Linked DNA regions of Homo sapiens: region 2 is linked to region 1. Evidence: read pairs that join two places in POLR2A ChIA-PET (ENCODE). Cell type or tissue: MCF 10A. All regions are shown on one strand. Links, peaks and the distances in the headings refer to the core of each region. The heading gives the core; the rest is flanking DNA.

Region 1 (9,444 bases), core at 2,263-6,262:
GGGAATTTGCATTCAGGTGTAATTGAAGCTAAGATGTTTTCCAAAACTATTAACATTTCTTGGCTTAAAAATTGGGGAGCTAGCACACTGGGCTGCCTGGGGCTGGTTGTACAGGGAAGGCTGAAGAGAAGAGCCTCAGAAACACCAGAATCGTTTGAAGCCCCTGGGGGTTTTACATAGCTGAGGAGTTTTACTTGTTCATTTGTGTGTTTACACCCTTGAGACAATACAATCTCAACAGTAATCGCCATGTTAAGTGGTAGTCATGCCAGTCTTGCTAAGATATATCACAGTTCTCTGTTTCTTCAAAGCATGATGACCAAAAGAAAACCTTTTCTGGATATTTAAGTCAGGGATAGCTTTAAAAACCTCCACGGCTGCCACGCGCTATTGATGGAGTTTGCTCCTGGGCCTGTGGAGGTTTGTAAGCCAGCCTGGAAATGCTCCTTTTAAAACTCTGCCTGCTTTTCATGCTTTGTTTGTGTTGTTTCTTTCCTGGCTGTGTGCAGTGCTTTGTTGGTGCTCTGAGGGTCTGTCCTATGGTTCTTGGCCCATAGAAACTTCTCTTCTTTTTATGTCTTGGCAGCTCTCAGGCTCCTGGAAGATTGCAACCCCTGCAAACAAGCTTGTTAAGGTTTTAAACATGAATCAGAGACATCAGCAAAGGCCAAATGGGACATCCTGCAATCTTTAGCGTGGACCACAAGAAGCTATTTTTTCACTATAGGTGCCTTTCTTGCTTACTTCCTGATTTCTGGCTTTGTTTTATGTGGATAAAGGTTTGGGCTAGTGTAATTTAAGATAAACTAGGAATCACCATAATTTCAAAGAAGAAGAAAAAAGTATGGTAAAAGCAACATTGTATTCTTTATTCAGAGCTTGTGTTATATTATGTTCACAATAAGGGAGAGTTCCCTTTACTGCTGTGATGCCAAGGGGTTGGGCATTAGGAGAACTGTGGCCAAGTCTTGTGGGTGGGGAAATCTAAAACAGCCACTTCAGATAGCTTTGGATTGGGAGAACTCGGTAGACGGAAGTGTGACTTCCTGTCCTGGTTTTGTTGCTGCCTCAAAAAAATTACCCATTTACTCTAGATCTGTTTCCTAAATTGTAAGTTGAAAGATTTAGAAGAGAAAATAGGATACTTCTAGCTTAACATTTTGAGTTATGTGTGTTTCTACTTAAAGATCTTTAAAATACAGGACTCCTGGCACATGGCCAAATGGTAAATACCAGCTCGAATGCCATCCTGAGATCAGATATCAGGACAAGAGCAAGAGAATGAGTTACCTGGGTCTCTCTCATCAACTCTGACTTGACAGAACAAGGCAGGCAAGATTAGAGATGAGCACCACCTTCCTGGCACTGTAACCTTTTCATCAGCATCCATTAGACAATGGAGGATGAAGTGACTTCTCTGCTGGGGCCCAGAATCCATCAGAATTGATGACTAGGAATAATTATGACACACTCCTGGCCAGTTAGGCTTCGGCTGGTATTTGTTGTGCTGCCTGAATTTTATAATCCTCTTTTTGGTCCTAAAAACATTAAATCTCTTTCTGTGTGTCCCACGTTTAATAATTTTCTGTCCCTTGAGACTTTGCCGTCTGCATGCTGAGTGTAAAGGGCTTATTCTGAAAATTTCTAGCAGCTTTTGTGTTTAGCAAAACTGCAAAATTCATAAATTGTAAAAGGAAGTTAGGAGGGGCGAGGAAGCACATTTCACTTTCAACATATTGTCAGAAATGAGTGAGCTACAGTCTGGGACAAAATCTTGGCCATGAAATGATGACTTGATACCCATCATTCGATCTGTCACAGTGATAAGACCAGGCAGATTGGTTCTTCCTGAGGGTGTGGGGGCCTCCTGAGGATGGCGGCTGGTTTGGAAGAAGAGCTGAGATTTTCCTCTCTCCCTTTCAGACTGTATTCGCACATGCTCACCAGTAACGGTGTCTTAGAAGAGCCACTGAGAAAACCGTATGCAATATGCAGAATGCATTGTATTTTAAATTTGGATGTCATTCACGACCACACACATGCTTGGGAAATGTTATTTAGATATTCATGGCACAGTATGTATACTTGGGAAAATATATATGTGGAAGGTTTTAGAGTCTGGTAAGATTCTAAATTCCTGTATGGAACTGTCTGCCTTATAAATCTCAGGCACCTATCTGGTTTCTAGTCAGTTGTCATCCATTCACTAATATCACCGGTATTCTGAGAGATTCTAGGATTATTCACTAGGGTCTAATTCATCACTGTGTCTCCATGTTGAATTATAATAAGCCTATTCAACCTACATTCCTACCTTGCTTTCCTATTACAGATAAAGATAAAGTCCAATTCCTTGCTATCAGTTACAAGGGCCCCTATGATCTGGTCCCTGCCTATCCCTCCAGTGTCCACCCCTATACCTCTCCCTTCCTATCACTCTCCTTCTCAGCCACACTGGCCTTCCCTCTGTTCTTAGAACACACTGATGTCATTTCCTCAGGACCTCTGCTGTCGCCATTCCTTCTGCCTGGAATGCACATCTTACTTGGCAAAGTTGGCTGCTTTTGCGATTTAGGTCTCTGCTCACGTGTCACAACTTCGGAAAGGTCTTTTCGAACTCCTCTGTTGAATGTTACTCCCTCCCCACCACTTCATCACATACATGTTTTATTTTTCTCTAAGCACTCATCACTCTCAGAACTGATCTTTGTTTCACTGATTTCCTATTTGTCTGTTTCCCAGGCAGGAATGCAAGCTCCATGGCAGTAGGGACATTGCCAGTGTTTTCCAGGTACCTGGCCCAGGGTGGTGGCTGAGTCCACATTTGTGAACTCAGTGGCTGCACATGTGCTTTCTGCAAAGCCAGCGTTATGTCGTGAGAGTCAGAATAACAACAACAAACTAAACTACAAAAAAGTTATACCGAACAGTGGTCCCTACCAAGTTATAAATCTGTGCTTCCTAGGGGATTCACAGCACTGGCTCTTGGAGAGATGAAAAAGTAAAACTCTATTACCCCATGGAATTTTCCACATCCGCTTGCTTGCTCCCATCCTTGTCCTGTTGTGACCCACTCTCTCCCTCCGGATGGTGAATGCTACTGGTATCTCCTAAAGCCTGACTCAGGAGCCGCCTGCCTGAGGAAGCCCTTCCCAGAAGCCTCCTCTCCTGCCTCCCTTCACACCTCTCCCCTGCATGTCTTCTACACTCTGATAGCATCCTGACTTATATTTGGCTGACATTCTTTTCTAGGGAAGCTACTTTTTCTTTTGGTGCATTGGTAGGGAGGAGGGGGATAGGCAAGAATACTTTTTTTTTTTTTTTTTTTGACAGTGTCTTGCTCTGTCGCCCAGGCTAGATGTAGTGGTGCAGTCTTGACTCACTGCAACCTCTGCCTCCCTGATTCAGGTGATTCTCCTGCCTCAGCCTCTCAAGTAGCTGGGAGTACAGGTGCATGCCAACACGCTTGGCTAATTTTTGTATTTTGAGTAGAGATGGGGTTTCACCATATTGACCAGGCTGGTCTTGAACTCCTGACTTCAGGTGATCCACCCACCTTGGCCCCCCGAAGTGTTGGGATTACAGGCGTGAGCCACTGTTCCTGGCCTTTTTTTTATTTCTTAGCTGAAGCTACCTGTGTGTCTTCTATTAAATGTGCCTGCCATTGTCTTCAGAAAGTAATTTCTTTCCTGAGAAAAGCAACAAAGGAATGTTTGTCTACTGCCTACGTTTAAAAATGCCCAATAAGAGTGTTTCCATTCAGAATGGCCTGCCCTCTCCAGTGATGACAGCATGCAATTCCATGGTTTTCAGTGAAGTCACTGACTATTGTGAATCTCAGAGTTGGAAGGGCTGTGGAGGTCTTCTCTGCCAAACTCCCACCACAGGCAAGACGCTGCGAAGCCTTTCAGCACAGTAGCAGAATTACAGAGTAGAATAATAGGGTTAGTCATTTCATCTTTTTTCCTGCCTTGGGCGGGAACAAAGCTAAAGCATCCTAAGCAAATAGAGAGCTTTCACACCATTCCCGCAGATTTGCTCTTTGCAGGACCCTCTCTTTGGTGTTTCCAAAGGCAAAACTGTGGTGTCGAGGTGTAAACTGACAACACAGGAAGTCGGTGGTGGGGCCAAACCAATCTAGATGTTCAGGCCCCAGTTCCAGGCTCCTAGACCAGACCGCATTCCTGCCGTTTCCATGGGACCCAAATGTTTGTGTGGGTGTAGTAATTTCCAGGAGGAGCTGATTACAAGGCAGCTGCCTCACCTCTACTGGTGCCAGGAAAATGAACCCAGTGACCTCAGGCGGCAGGCATTTCCCCACATCCTCTACCTGATGTTCCGAACCTTGAGGTTTCACAACTCAGCTTGACTCAGTGTAGGGTGTTATTTAATTACACAATAAAACAGGGCTACATAGTTTGCTGTGTTCACACCTGTGGGATGTTGAGCTACAAAAAGCAGAAAAGGCGAGAGTGGAGGCCAACGAAACTCTATAAATCATTTTCATTTCCCATCACCCCTGTGTCTGATGCTCAGGCGGTTTCTTTCTTCTGTCAATTTCTCTTGCGTCCCTGCCGCTCAAGTAGAAAACAAACAAGGAAAGAAACCAAAGAGCATGATCCAGGAGAAACATTTTCTGGGAGGTTGGGAGACCTCAGACCCAACTTAGGCCTCCTGTGTTGGTCCCACTGGGTTCCCTCTGCCTCTGTCCTGTGGGAAAATACACTGTGCACAGGCCAGCAGCTTGCATCTAGGCTAAGCGAGTCCGCCCCCGGGGTTGGTGCTTCTATGTACGTGTGTGCATGAGTGTATGTGCAGAGAGGAGGCTGTGGGATAGAGAAGCTGTGAAAAGGCTTAAAATTTAACCTCCAAAGAGGATGTTTTAGTTCCAGAGAGTCCCCACTAAAGAATTCTAGCACAAAACTAGGGATATATGCATCCTTTTGTCAAAAGGTGTCGCCAAGAAACACGTCAAATACTTGTACTTTTCGTTCAAACTCAGAGTTAAGTCACAGTTAATGCACTCATCAAGACTGTTAAATAAAGACTCCAGTCAGAACAGAAATATCTAGAGCTCCACAAGAAATCTGCTGGTGCAGACTGTCACCGGCTTTGAGATGCCTGGCTCTGCTGATGTCACTGTGTCCTGAGTTTCTCTCTGCGCTTGTTATTAGCCATGTTTACACTGCCTCTCCGTTCCCCACCCCAAACAGTCATTTTATTTGAACAACTTCTCCTATATCTCTTTCTTCCAAACAACAAAAAAAGGGGAGGTGTTGCCAGTGGCCTCTGATGGAGAGTCAGGGATTCATGGCTGTGACATCTAAATAGCTACACAACAGAGCCAAGGTTGTTCCTGCTTTGCTAAGTGACAAGAAGAGCACACAAATGACTTTCCCTGAACTTCCAGCTGTTCTGCACTTTCATGCATTTTGGGCCAGTTTACTCAGAATTATTAAGATTTTATAGCACATTGGAAAAGTGATTGCCAGGTCGTTTTCTAAAGCCTGAGTTTTCTTGTGTTTTATGCCTGGCTCAGCTTTCACCTGGTAGCATAGAATTTTTTTGGTTTTCCCACTTAAGAGGAGGAATAAAAGAAATGGGCCTTCAGAACCATTTTTAACAATTTAGAAATGAACACAACTCCTTTTTCTGTCTCTTGGCTGGTTTGACAGAGAACAGGGTTTCTCATTCTAAGATGGGGACTTCCAGAGGGATCAGGACCCCTACAGCTCTGGATGTCCTCAGCTGGGTTTTACAGGCAACCCAGGTCTGGGTGGGATGGACTACTAATCTCCGCTTAAATTACATGTGGTGGTGGCAGGTGGCGTGGGAACTCAAAGTGTGCTTAGAACAACCTCTGGAACGGAACACGTGGGGTTCCAGTCCCAGCTCCTCCATTTACTGGTGGTGTGACCTTGGTCAAGTAACCTAATGTCATTATGTATCATAATGATAAATGACATCATTCCATGATCAAGAGTGGCTACCTCATAGGATTATTGGAAGGGTTAAAGGAGCTTATTTACTTGGGTTATTATTCTGGTGTATAGTAATTGTAGGGCAAAGAGAAGAGATTTGTTAATCACTGAGAGATCGGGAGGTGAAAAGGTTAAAGAAATCTGAAAACTATTGGAAGAGGGCAATCAATTTGTGGAATTGACATTTCATTTTTATTTTACAAAGGTTATTTGGGGTTCTTGTAAACGTAGGTGTGTCTCACCTTCTCTGCCACCCTGACACTTATGCTACATTCATACAGCTTCCCCAAGGACCGTATTTTTGTCGTCTCAAAGTTGGTTAGACTGAGATCACATTTATTGTATTTAAAAAGAACGTGGCCCATTTTTGAGCTCTTGGATTATACTTAACTATTTTAAAAGATTAGAGGAAGTTCTTACAGAAACTACCTTGGTGAATTCTGGAATTATAGACATTTTTTCCCAAAATGCATCCCAAGAACCAATTACTGATTTTACTACAAATCATTGGAACAAATGGTTACACGTCATCTCAAATGGAGAAAGGTCTCTTTTTTGACCAAGAGGAAGGAATTTCTTTTTCTCACTTTTTTCTTCTACTCTCAATGGAACTCCAGATCAAAATTGTTTACATTCTCAAATATCCTTAACAGAGTGATGCCCTAATGCTATAATCAGCCATGTTGCCATGTTCGAACACAGTACAATGCTTTTTGTTCATCTGTTATCAAGCTTCTTTCTCTTTAATTCTTTTCAAGAAAATGGAAATTCAGTGGGGAGAAATGTACCTGCGTATTAGTTCTCCCTGTGTCTGAGGTCTGCGGGGATGCAAACTTGAAAGACGCTTCGACTCCATGGGGCAAATGTGTCTCATCTTCATCAGCTTCTAGGAGGGAGTCTCAGACCAGCGGAGCCGGTGCCTGGGGTGGGCAAGTGTCGCCTGGCTCTAGGATCAGAGGAGTGGCCTTGGGGGCCAGCACTTCATGGCTACATCACCATACGCCATGTGGCAGGCCTGGGTCAGGGGACCATAGCCCCTGCCCCAGTGTTCTTTTCCCAACTCCTCCTCCTCTTCTTTTCCCTCACCTGTCCTGCCTTCCACCTCCCTGGTCTGGCTCTTTCTGCCCAGTGGGGACCTTTCTCTCCACACTTAATGGAGCAGCACCAGGCATAGTGTTGGGGGTGAACTCAGGACAGACTTATTACCATAATTCTGAATTTCCTAGGTTTTGTCAGTGTAAGCCAGATGCTTAATGCTATTTTAATGCAGTTGTTTTGCGTGTGAATAATATGCTCATTTTGCCAAACCTCAAGCCCTGGAACTAAGATCTCATAAAAATGCCTAGAGTCCAAAGCTAATAGCTGTTATTCAGCTGTTACAGGGTAAGGCCTAAAATGTTTCAGATGGATGTTCTCACCAGGGCAGCGAGTGACATGCACCTTCGAGGGGTGGCTGAGGCTCTAGATGCTTGAGGAGTAGGAAGAGCTGTGCTCCATCAGGCCGTTCCAGTTTGCCCCTCCACATGGAGGTCTCTGGTATAGAGATTTAAAGTTTATTCTTTCCTCATTCCCTAGAGACAGCTTTCTCTTTTGTGGTCCTCTACTCAGCGAATACCCTCACCTCCAACCCAAGCTGAAAGTCTTGGAAGTCATCTTTGACACTGGGCCCCATCCCCCAGTCTGCATCCCCCCACCATTTTCATCATATATATCCAATCACCACCAACATTTATTCAACAAGTATTTATCAAGGCCCTATTATGTGCCAGGTCCTCTTGTGAGTGTGATGATAAAAGGACCACCTCCTCATAAGAGGCAGTGTAGGGTCATGGTTAAGAGTACGAACTGTGGCCCAGAGCAGTGGCTCATGCCTATAACCCCAAAACTTCGGGAGGCAGAGGTTGGGGGATGGCTTGAGCCCAGGAGCTCAAGATCACCCTGGGCAACATAGGGAGACTCTGTCTCTACAAAAATTTTCTTAAAAATTGGCTGGGCATGATGGCATGGGCCTATGTCCCAGCTACTAGAGAAGCTGAGGTGGGAGGACCACTTGGGCCCAGGAGGTGGAGGCTGCAGTGAGCCAAGATCATGCCACTGCACTCCAGCACTCCAGCATAGGCAACAGAGTGAGACTCTGTCTCCAAAAAAAAAAAAAAAAAAAGAAAAAAAAAAAAAGAGTATTAACTGTGAAGCCAGACAGCCAGATTCACATCCTGGCACTGTCATCTGTTAACTCTGTGACCTTGTCCTCCCATTGTACAATGGATTAATAACAGTGCCTCCCGGTACCTCCTTCATAGTTACTTTCTGGCACATAATGAATTAGCATTTCTAATGCACTCAGTGCCTGGCATATGGTAAATACCATGCAAGTATTTGAAGAATAAAAAATAGGAGGAGGACATGAGTGTCAAACTGGCACACAGACATGGAGAAGCCCTGGGAGCTCTGAGATGCCTGGGCTGGGATCTGCAGGACCAGTAGGCAGCAAAGTCCCGTGAGCTCCATCTCCTGCTAGTCTCCTAGCTCAGGCCACTGCCATCTCTCATCTGGAGCACAGAGGTGCCCCTCTAAGTGGTCTTCCTTCCTTCTCCTCCTCTCCAGGCTCAGCCAGCAGGGCTTCTCTAAAATGTAATCTGATCATGTCATTTCCTAAACGACATTCTTCAGTGGCTCCCGAGTGCCCTCGGGTTTCTGCCATACTCCTCAGTGGGCTTACTGGGTCTGCATCATTCTTCTTCCAGTGTCTCTTCATTACTCTTTTCCTCCTCTCCTTAATGTCTGGGACACACTTGCACATGCTATTACTTCAACCCCACAGAATTGCTGTTGTCTCTGTCCCCACTGGCCTTGGTACTTTGAGTTGCCTCCACCTGGAAGATCCGTCTGCTCCACCCCACCTTTTCCCTGGTAAACTCCTATCTTCCTTCAGACTTCAGGCTTTTGACCTGACTTGCTCAGGGCGACCTCCCCTGGTCTCCACTGTGAGGTTCTTTGCTTCTCCTCTGTTCTCCCACGGTCCCTCTCAGGGCCCTATCACAGCATATTGGTTACTTTTTTATTGTGTCATTTTTCTCTTTACTCTCAAATAACATGAAGGAGAGTAGCAACTGTCTTTCTTGTTCAAAAGTGTATCCCCGGAGCTTGGCACAGTGCCTGGCATGCAGTAGACTTATAGTACATATGTTATGGGTTGAATTGTGTCCCCCCAGCAAATTTATATGTTGAAGTCTCAATCCCCAGTACCCCACAATGTGGCCTGATTTGGAAATAGGGGTGTTGCAGATAGAGTTAGTTAAGATGAGGTCATACTGGAATAGGGTAGGCCCCTGATTGAATATGACTGGTGTTTATAAGAACACCATGGCCAGGCGTGGTGGCTCACACCTGTTATCTCAGCACTTTGGGAGGCCGAGGCAGGTGGATCATGAGGTCAAGAGATCAAGACCGTCCTGGCCAACAT
Region 2 (9,444 bases), core at 3,401-7,400, 72 kb after region 1:
TCTATCAGTTACCAGGGACTCGGGGGAGTGGAGAATAGGGAGTTATTGTTTAACGGGAACAGAGTTTATGTGGGGGGATGATGAGAAAATTTTGGGTATAGATACTGGTGATGGTTACACAATGTTGTAAATACATTTAAGGACATTAAATAGTATACTTGCAAATAGCTAAAATGACAAATATTATGTTATGTATATTTTAGCACAATAAAAAATGTTCCTGTGGTGGAAATTAGGAAAAAAAAAACAGGTCTACAAAGGTTCCTTGGTAGAGGGAAGTAGTAATGAAAGAAAGATTGAGGAACAATCTTACAGCAAAGAGGCATTCTCTAGGTCTGTCCAGGTCAGTCTCAATCACTGTCCAAACAAAAATATTTGTATCAAAAAAAGAGGCCATGTTAGTCCAAAGATTCTGTTAGAAAAGCTGAAGCAGTTGTGAGAATCCGCAGAAATTAAATGGTTAGAACTACCCTGTGGGATTCTGAGATATCATATTGTTTGTCCATAAATTAGAAGCAGTTTCATCATTCTGACATTGTCTTAAATAATGTAAGGAAGGTGCTGTGTACCCATCAAATGGTTTATTAATTTCCATGGAGAGAATATGCAATATTCCCCCAATTTAACACCATTAAGCTGTAATTGATGTTGCAAATCAACTTATAAAATTTTAATCAGTCTGTGCTACAGGGTGTTTGCACTGGAGCAGTCGGATGGATCTGGATTAAATGTGAGTCAGGCCATGCCACTATTCTGCTCAAAACTTGCTTCCTCTCCCACTCAGAGTACAAGCCAGAGTCCCTAGATGGTTCTTCAAGGCCCTACCCCGCACTTTTCTGATTTAATCTCCTGTTATTCTCCCCATCGTTCCCCGCCACTCCAGCCCATCAACTCCTTGGTGTTCCTCGAACACTCTAAGCTCTCTCTGCCTCCAGGCTTTTGTATTATTCCCCTGCCCAGAACAATACTCCTCACCACCCCCACAGCATCCCCTTGGGCTCCCTTGTGTCCTTCGGGTTTTCACTCAAATGTCACCTTTCCAGTGATGTCTTCCCTGGCCACTGTATCTAAAAATTGCAACCTCTACCCTCAAACTCTCTATTCTTTCATCCTTTATTTTTTCTCCCAGCCAAATAATATACTCTACTTATTTTTATTTGTCTGTTTATTGTCTATTCAATGAGCAAAGGAATTTTGTCCAATTATGTTCATTGCTGTATTCTGTGGTTCTTGGAGCAGTATCTGGCAGAGTATGCACTCAATAACTATTTGTTGAATTAATAATCTAATGAAGGAATATAAACAGCAACATCTGTTTATTGAGCCATTACTATATGGCAGGCACTTCGCCAATAACTTATGAATTTTTTTTAATCTCAAAAAAAACCTCCAAAATCTTTATGCTTTTTGTCACTATATTTAATTTAAGTCAGGAGTAGGGAAACCTTTTCTGTAAAGAACCAGATAGTAAATATTCCCATATGGTCTCGATCACACCTACTCAACTCCGCCATTGTAGTGCAAAAGCAGCCATAGACAATATGTAAACGAGTGTGGATGTGTTCCAATAAAACTTTATTTATAGACACTGAAATTTGAATTAGATGTAATTTTCACATCATGAAATATTCATCTTTTGATTTTTTCAACTATTTAAAAATGTGAAAACCATTCTTAGCTTTTGAGTCATAAAACAAACAAACAAACAAAAATCCAGGTGGTGGGCTGGATTTGGCACACCGGCTGTCATCTGCTGACTACTTGTTTAAGTAGTTCTTTGTATTTCACAAAGTTCCTTCAGCACACAATGTCATCTAGTCTTCTCAGCAATTCTAGATATAGCATGGCATTCTCATCGTACTATTGTATGAATCAGAGCTTATAGGGTATAAATGAGACTATGTCAGAGCTGCTAATGTAATGTGAAATTCTCAGGTTTGCAACCTACGAGGCAGAGAAGCAGACAGCTCTTCTGAGTGTGGTGCTTATAAACATGAGATGTAATCTCCTTTACTTTGTACAACCACCCTATTAGGTATGATTATTCTCTTTAAACAGGTAAAGAAACTGAGATCAGACTAAAGAACTTATCATAAAACTGGCAAAGCTGGGAAAGAAGTGCACATCTGATTTCTTTTTTGCTGCATGGACTTGCTTCCCTAAATGAGGCATTCAATATTGTCTCCAAAATGGAATTGAGCGTTTCTTGTTTGTTTTGGTTTGGTTTTCTTAACTTGTTAGGTCATCAAACCATCTCAGATAAAGAAATCCTGTTATTTGGGGTTTCACCTGGATCAGTGTGAATGATGCATCCACTTGTCTTAACAAGTTGTGCTTTCACCATTTGTTTCCTTGATTTTTATCAGGGCTCAATTCTCTGCACAAAGATGACTCATGGCCTTGCCCATCTATCTGGAGAGTGCTTAGTTCTTGGCTGACTTTTAATTTCTCTCCTTCTAAGGTCTTCTTGTCTTAGTGATCAAATAACATATGCTTATGGTCATGGTACCAATTTTAATTTTAGCTTAAGAAATCAATAACCATGATATGTGTGCATACATATATATGCACATATTAGCATAATAAGATTTTTGGATGGTCTATTTTATTAAATGTACCTCCGTTTGCATTCACGTTTATGTACAATTAAAAAAATAACATTTATTCATGCCTCCTATCTGAGTGCTTTGTTACTCACAAATGATACAAAGTAAATGGCTTATATGAATGAATTAAATTACACATATACCTTGAAACTGTGTACATCTATAATGCATCGATGAAAAAAAGTAAATGAGGCAGAGCTAACTCCTGTCCTCATGGAGTACAGTGTAATGAGAAACACAGATAATTAAGAATTACAAGTGTAGTCAGAATTAAGAAAGGGTAAGTGTAGGCGTGCCATGGGTACACAGGGATTATTCCCCAACTTTTTTTAAACCTCCCACTTGCCTTTAGTCTTTCTTTCTCTTGTGTATTTAACTTTCTTTCAAACCAATGTTTTTCATAGCTGATGAATATGTTCAGATGCCTTTCATTAAAGCACAATCAAAAGTTTCCAAATACTTCACAAGTACTACTCAAGTCTCTCCTCTTCAAAAGCAAACTTCTCCAATAAGTGGTCCAGATTCACTGACACCATATCTGTACATTGTACTCACTTTCACCCACAGCAGTCTGGCATCTCTTCTTGCTATTCGACCAAAAGATACTGGTTTCTTTGACATCAATTTCTCTTGGTTTTCCTCCTACCACTTGGCTGTTCCTCTTCCCTTTGTCAGTGCACCCTTCACTACCCTACCACTAATTTTTGGATTTGCTTAAATCTTGGTTTCCAAACTGTTTTCTCTTATGCATTCTCAGTTGATGAGTTCATTCATGGCTATGGCATCATGTTCACTACTTATACACAGGTATTTTACAAACTTATATCCTAACCCAGATCTCTCCTCTATTCTAGGCAGTTTATCAAACTGTTCTTAAGACATCTCATTTTGCCCATCTTAAAGATACCTCAAACTCAATATATCTAAAGACAAAATCATGTTCTTTCTCCCCAAACCTCCAGTATTTCTTATTTCTGCAAATAGTACTATCATTCATTCAGTTTTGTAACTCAAACATTGCAAGTCATCTTTGATACTTCCCTCTCTTTCATCACATTTAGTTAATCCATTATCTTTTTTTTTTTTTTACAATTTTATAACTTTATTTGATGTATTTGACAATCAGCAGTTAGTTCTCATCCACATTGACTATCTGCAGATTTTTGAAAGTGGTAACAGGTACATAGGTAACTGAAGTATAGAGCTTATTTGGTGAATCTTCATCCTCAGAATATTTTCTGGACAACCACACATGGTTACAGTATGGGACATTCCTTATTCCTTTGGCCCAGACAGTTTTGTTGGGCCTGGTATCAATGCGCAAATCTGGAGTTCCCATCTCCTTCGTGGCAAATTTCCAGATCTCTTTGAGTGCCCAAGGGGCAGACTTCTTGAAGCCCACTCCATGGACGCGCTTGTGAATGTTGATGGTGTATCATCAACGAGGTCACCACCTTGTTGATGGCAGAGTGGCCCTTTTTGTCTTGCCATCCTTCTTTGTGAGAACCATTCTGCCAGGCCCAAGTTGGAAAGGAAGAGTGTAGCGATTGTCCAATCCATTAGCTTGTCTTATCAAGGTTACCCCTTACATCTCTCTAATATGTTGATTTTTCCCATGTGCATCACCAGCATCTTAATTTGTGTTAGAAGCATTTCTGTCTAGAGGACTGTGATAGTTTCTAATTTGTCTCTACATCTATTTTTTCCTCCTTCCATGTCATCCTCACTGCTGCCAGAGTGATCTTTCCAAACCAGAAGTATGAACACACCATATCCCTGCTTTCAACATGTCAAAGGCCTCCCACTGATTTTTTGTTAGAGACCCAAAGTTTCAACAAAGTCTAGAGTGCTCTTCATAGAGTGGCTTCTATCGGTCTCTTTGGCCCCATCCCATATCTTGCTCCTGTTCCTCTTTGCATTCCTGTCACACTGGCTTTCATTTGGTTCCTTGATCTTGTCATGTTCCCTCCTGCAATGTGGGTTTTCACATATTCTTCTTTCTGCCTGTACTGTTAGTTAGCCACCACTTAGAATAATTAGGTTATATGTATCTTTTCTATATTAGCTCAACTGGTACAACTGATCAATTATCACTTACTCCGGGAAAGTCTCCCCTGATCCATCAGATTAGGACAGATTTTTATAAGTTCTTATAGAACTAGGGCTCTCATTCATTTTTAAAGCTCTTTTATTCATACTTAAATTTGAATATCTTTATTTAAATAATATGTTTCTCCCCCTCTACAGTGTAAGTTCGGTGGGGTGAGGGACTGTTTATTTTTACCTCTCCTTGGATCCTCAGCACTTATCAGAATGCCTGTCACACACTAGAAGAATGAATGAATGAATAAAGTAGCATTTAAACTGTGATAGAAAGGATAAGAATTCATTGAGTAAAGATGGGAGGAAAGAACTTTCTAGCCAAAAAAAGGCATGTCTAAAGAACTGAGAACAAGAGAACGCTCCCAGAAGTTCAAGAAGAGAACACTTTTGTTGTGATCAAGGAAGAGAGGGCAGAAGGAGCAGGCAGGTGCCAAACCATGGGTTGATTTTTAAGCCATGGTAAGAATTGTAGACTCCGTCCTAGTGTGCAAATATAAAGTCTTTGAAAATAAATAAATCTGAAATAGATCAGATTGAGCTGAACCAATTGTATCAGAAATGGTAGTGGCTAGGAGAGGAACAATAGCATTGGCAATGAAAATTAGCTGAAAGATTTAAGAACACTTAGACCAGTGTCTATCAAACTGTTGAGTCATGAGTGTGGCGTGCTGGAGATTGTCATGAGAGCTGGTTGTTAAATCTTTAGGTGGTTTGCAAGCTGGTTGGTCAGTAGCTTGAATTCAGCCATGGTGGGAATAGTCACACCAAGGATATGGGCAAATGTTACACATCAGGTATTCCCTCCCTTGCCTCCAGAAGACCTAGCTGGTTGTTAAACATTTGTCAGTAACTCACTGTTACTAGCATTTTAAAACAGTAACAGAAGTGAACAGAGGAGAAAATATTACAGGGCCTTGCATATAATGATGATAAGAATTATTTTGTGAAACTTCTATTTCAGTTATGTGTGTATACCTGTAAAAGAAATTTGACAGGCACTGATTTAACAAATATAGTTAAGACAACATGGTGATTGATTAGATTTAGGCAATGAGGAAACTGAGATGAGTTAAGGATTAATCACAGATTCCTGGCTTGATTAGCAGGGTGGAAACAGCTGCCATTTCCTGAGAGAGGGAATGCTGTAAGGGAGCCTGTTTGAAGGGATGATGAGTTCAGTCTGGACATGTTGAGTTTGAGGTACCTGTAAAATATCCAAGTGGAGATGTTCTGAAGGCAGTCAGTTCTATGGATTTGGACTTTGAAGAAAGGACTGATTTGGCAATACAGGTATCAAGTTCATTGGCAAAAGAAGATTGTGGTTGAAACTATCAGGACAGACTGAGACCCAGGAAGAGTACAGGGTCTGAAGGAAGTGGGCCCATGAAAGGGCCTTGGAAAAGGTTAAGATTTAAGGGATAAGGTCAAGGATGATGAGCCTAAAAAGGAGATCAAGAAAGATGGGCTAGTAACAGGGAAGCAAAATAGAAAAGTGTGATGTTGTAAAGCCAAGGGACAAGTGGTTCAAAGGTAGACAGCATCTATTAGCACAGGGTCTTCATAGAGAATTATTAGAAAACTGGTTTGCCACCAATAAAGTGGAAGGGAAAGCATTTTCAGATTCCAAGTGGTATGTACAACATTCGAATCTACTTTGGATGTTGACTGGGTATAAATGATATATAGTCAGTTGAAAAAATGACATTGTCAAGCTCAGTAGCTCTTTTTGCTACATGGCCAAATTTCATCCTATTCTGTCATGAGTTGGGGTGGTCACTGGAGCCCTTGAGGGCGCAGTGAGGTCGATATATCATCCTTTACTCTTCTAGCTATGTCACCTTTCTATTTTTGAGATTACTTTAAAGAGGATTTAAAAACTTGCTCTATCATTCACATTTAGATAAGGAATTAGGTTGCTTGAGATCTAGGCTATTAGCACTGAAGACACAGACTCATATGCAATAAGAGCTAATTAGCTAACCACACTGAATGCACATGTGCTAAAGGCTTTATATGAGCAGCTCTTTGGAGAAGGTATTGTATTAGTACCATTTTACAGATAAGGACACTGAGGCCTAGACAGATTAAGTAAGTGGAGAATCTGAGATACACATTTCAGCAGTTTAGTGTTCAGCCTGGATGCCAAGCTCCTGTACTGCTCTGAAGGCTAGATGGTGATGGATGGGGACAGGGCTCTGGAAAGCTTTTCTTTTAATGTTTTGCTCAGAACAAAAAAATGATCTAAGTATAAAATCTCCCTGTAAAGTTTTTTTCCCACTGACTATAAAAGTAATTCATGCTCATTATAGAAAATGTGTGAGATACAGAAATGTTGCAAGATGCAAGATAAATCACTTTGGGTGAAGTTTTAACGCAAGACTAAGTGTCTTATAAAACGCAGAGTTCAGAATTTTACAACTTCCCCTGAGAAGGGGGAAGAAATGCTGCAGACATAAAGTAATAAACACTTCCTTCAGAGAAGGCACTGACTTACCTCTTAAGAAACAGTTACATCACATGTGCATTTAACCTACTGGAATTTACTGCATGGCTTGGCAGGCAATGAGCATGTGCCCCAGGGTGGGATAAGATATGGGATGTGCATCAGCTTCTCACCCAGTAGGTTTCTGTGAGCCTCTCATGGTACCTCCAACCTGAAGCTCCTGAAGGACTTTTCAAGGACAGGTTTGACTTTTGGCTCAAATGCTGATTTTAGACCTGGCCCTCTCTTGAGACCTAATGGTCTAATTTTAGAACCATTCTAAAGGTCCCTTGGACCATTGCCTGAGTATTGATTGCATGGAGACTGCTTCTTGCTCCATTTTTGAAAATCTGAAATTCTGCTGCAGTTTCCTAGAGTTCATGCACTCATTCATTTATTCAATGAATGTTTCTTGAGTCTTCACTCTGTGTCAGGTGGGGTGAGCAGCAGTGGGGATTGCGTGGCTGTGAGGGGCTCACAGTGTGTGTGGGGGTCTGCCAAGATTCCTGATGAACAGCCTGTAGGTCCCAGGAATAGGACAAAGGACATCAGCTTAGATGGAAACAGGGCTCAAAATGGTCTCCTTAGTAAAGTGTATGGTAAAGCCAAAAAATTAATGCATCAATTTCAAATAGAAGGAGCCAATCTGAAATAATATTGAAATCATCTCTAACTCAGGTACAAATATCATTGTAGAAGTCCATTTTTGATATACAGTGGGTTTACAGTATTTTTCAAGACAATATTTTAAGGTATAATCATAGTTTAATATTCATCAAAGCTGTCCCAATTTTTTTTCAGTGGAGCTAGCCCAAATGTACAGAATCTGGGAGGTATCTATACATGGGGCAGGCTTATGCATTTGTATCCTGTGCAGTCACACAGGGTGTTGTGCTCAGAAGGGGATCACACTTGGTTTAAGGATATGCTGTCACCATCTTGAAAGTCTTACATCATTTTTGAACAAGGGGCTCTGCATTTTTATTTTGCACTGGGCATCACAAATTTAACTGGTCCCGCCTACGTAGTTATGAGATCAACGATTAACTGGTCCTGCCTACGTATATTTGGGATCAACTCTGAGCTCATCCACAAATTTGTTAGTTCACCTTGGATACTATTTAACTTCATTGAGCCTCAGTTTCCCTTTTGGTAAAGTGCTATAAACCATACAGCCTACCTTAGAGACGTGGTCATCAGATAATGTAGTTTTTGGCATAGTCAATTTATGTTAGATTAAAAAAAAGCAAACAGAACAAACAAAAACTTTCTACTGCTTCTCCTTATGCAGAAATATATAATATTTTTCTGTACTTCTCACATGCAAGAATGTTTTCAAGGTTACAAGTCCCTCCGCCCATCCCTGGAGAAAGAGGCAAATTGTGAATGCCTCCCAGAATGAATTCCTGTAATGAGGTAATGTGCTTTCTTCCTGATTCTAAATCACAAATATCAGAGTGATTAATCCATAAAGGAGGCCAATAATCTCCTTCAGAACATTTTCCTCCAACACATTTCCTGGCACACGTCTACAGTGATTTTAAGTGATGTGCTTCCATGCAGTCCCACTTTCTAAAGTCTACCTGGTTTTATGGTGATGTTACCCTGGAGAGAATTCAATTTGAATTCCCCTGAATAACATTCATGACCTGTTTTGCTTAACTGGAATCATTTGGAGCTTCTCAAGGCACATAGATGCCAAACATTAAGTAGAGACATCGAACATTGTAGGGAACATGTGTTCTTTCAGAAGGGAGGTAGGGAGTGTGGTTAGCAAGGCACTGTAACGGCCCAAGCAATCATCAAAACACGGCAGAACTGCTAGCTCTGGAGGGGGAGGAGGAAGAACATCTGAAATTCCACAACAGAAAATCATAATTTTCCATATTTTGCAGAAATTATCTTCAGTGTCTCTCTCTGGCATCGCTTATATCCCTCCCTCCACTAGATGCTTATTTTTGGTACTGCAAACAATGTCCTGATATCCCAGCCATGATAATGTCTTCCTTGATCTCGCTACCTCCTTGGACTACCAACCTCTCTCTCTCATCACCAACCTCCTTTAATAAAGAGCAAATTTCCAGACCTTTCTGAGTTCCTGCTCTATGCCAGTGCCTGATGTCAAACTGTAGTAAGGCTATCTCTGTATCATTTGTCACATCTGTCCTCTGGGTGCTGCTTCTACCACTGTGAAATGTTTCTTATATATTTTTTTCATTCAACAAATACGTATTGGCGCCTAGAAGGTGTCAG

Evidence for each region. ChIA-PET counts read pairs that join two places held together with the same protein. Peaks named below come from ENCODE experiments on the same cell type or tissue, not always from the same donor. Only the 100,000 strongest peaks of a DNase experiment are listed, where the experiment ranks them.
Region 2: POLR2A ChIA-PET joins it to region 1 with 10 read pairs; 3 of 35 experiments call an interaction of 5 or more read pairs at or near these places.

What each region holds. Positions count from the first base shown.
Region 1 is chr6:143,392,439-143,401,882 of GRCh38, reverse strand. No RefSeq gene overlaps it. Among named protein-coding and RNA genes, the nearest start is that of ADAT2, 54 kb to the left of the region's middle. In MCF 10A, for the core only: no CTCF peak of the experiment used is centred there; a DNase peak (open chromatin) is centred at 4,302.
Region 2 is chr6:143,321,947-143,331,390 of GRCh38, reverse strand. The region is part of intron 4 of AIG1 (androgen induced 1); the gene reads right to left. It also overlaps the pseudogene RPL31P27. Among named protein-coding and RNA genes, the nearest start is that of ADAT2, 120 kb to the left of the region's middle. In MCF 10A, for the core only: no CTCF peak of the experiment used is centred there; DNase peaks (open chromatin) are centred at 5,400 and 5,840.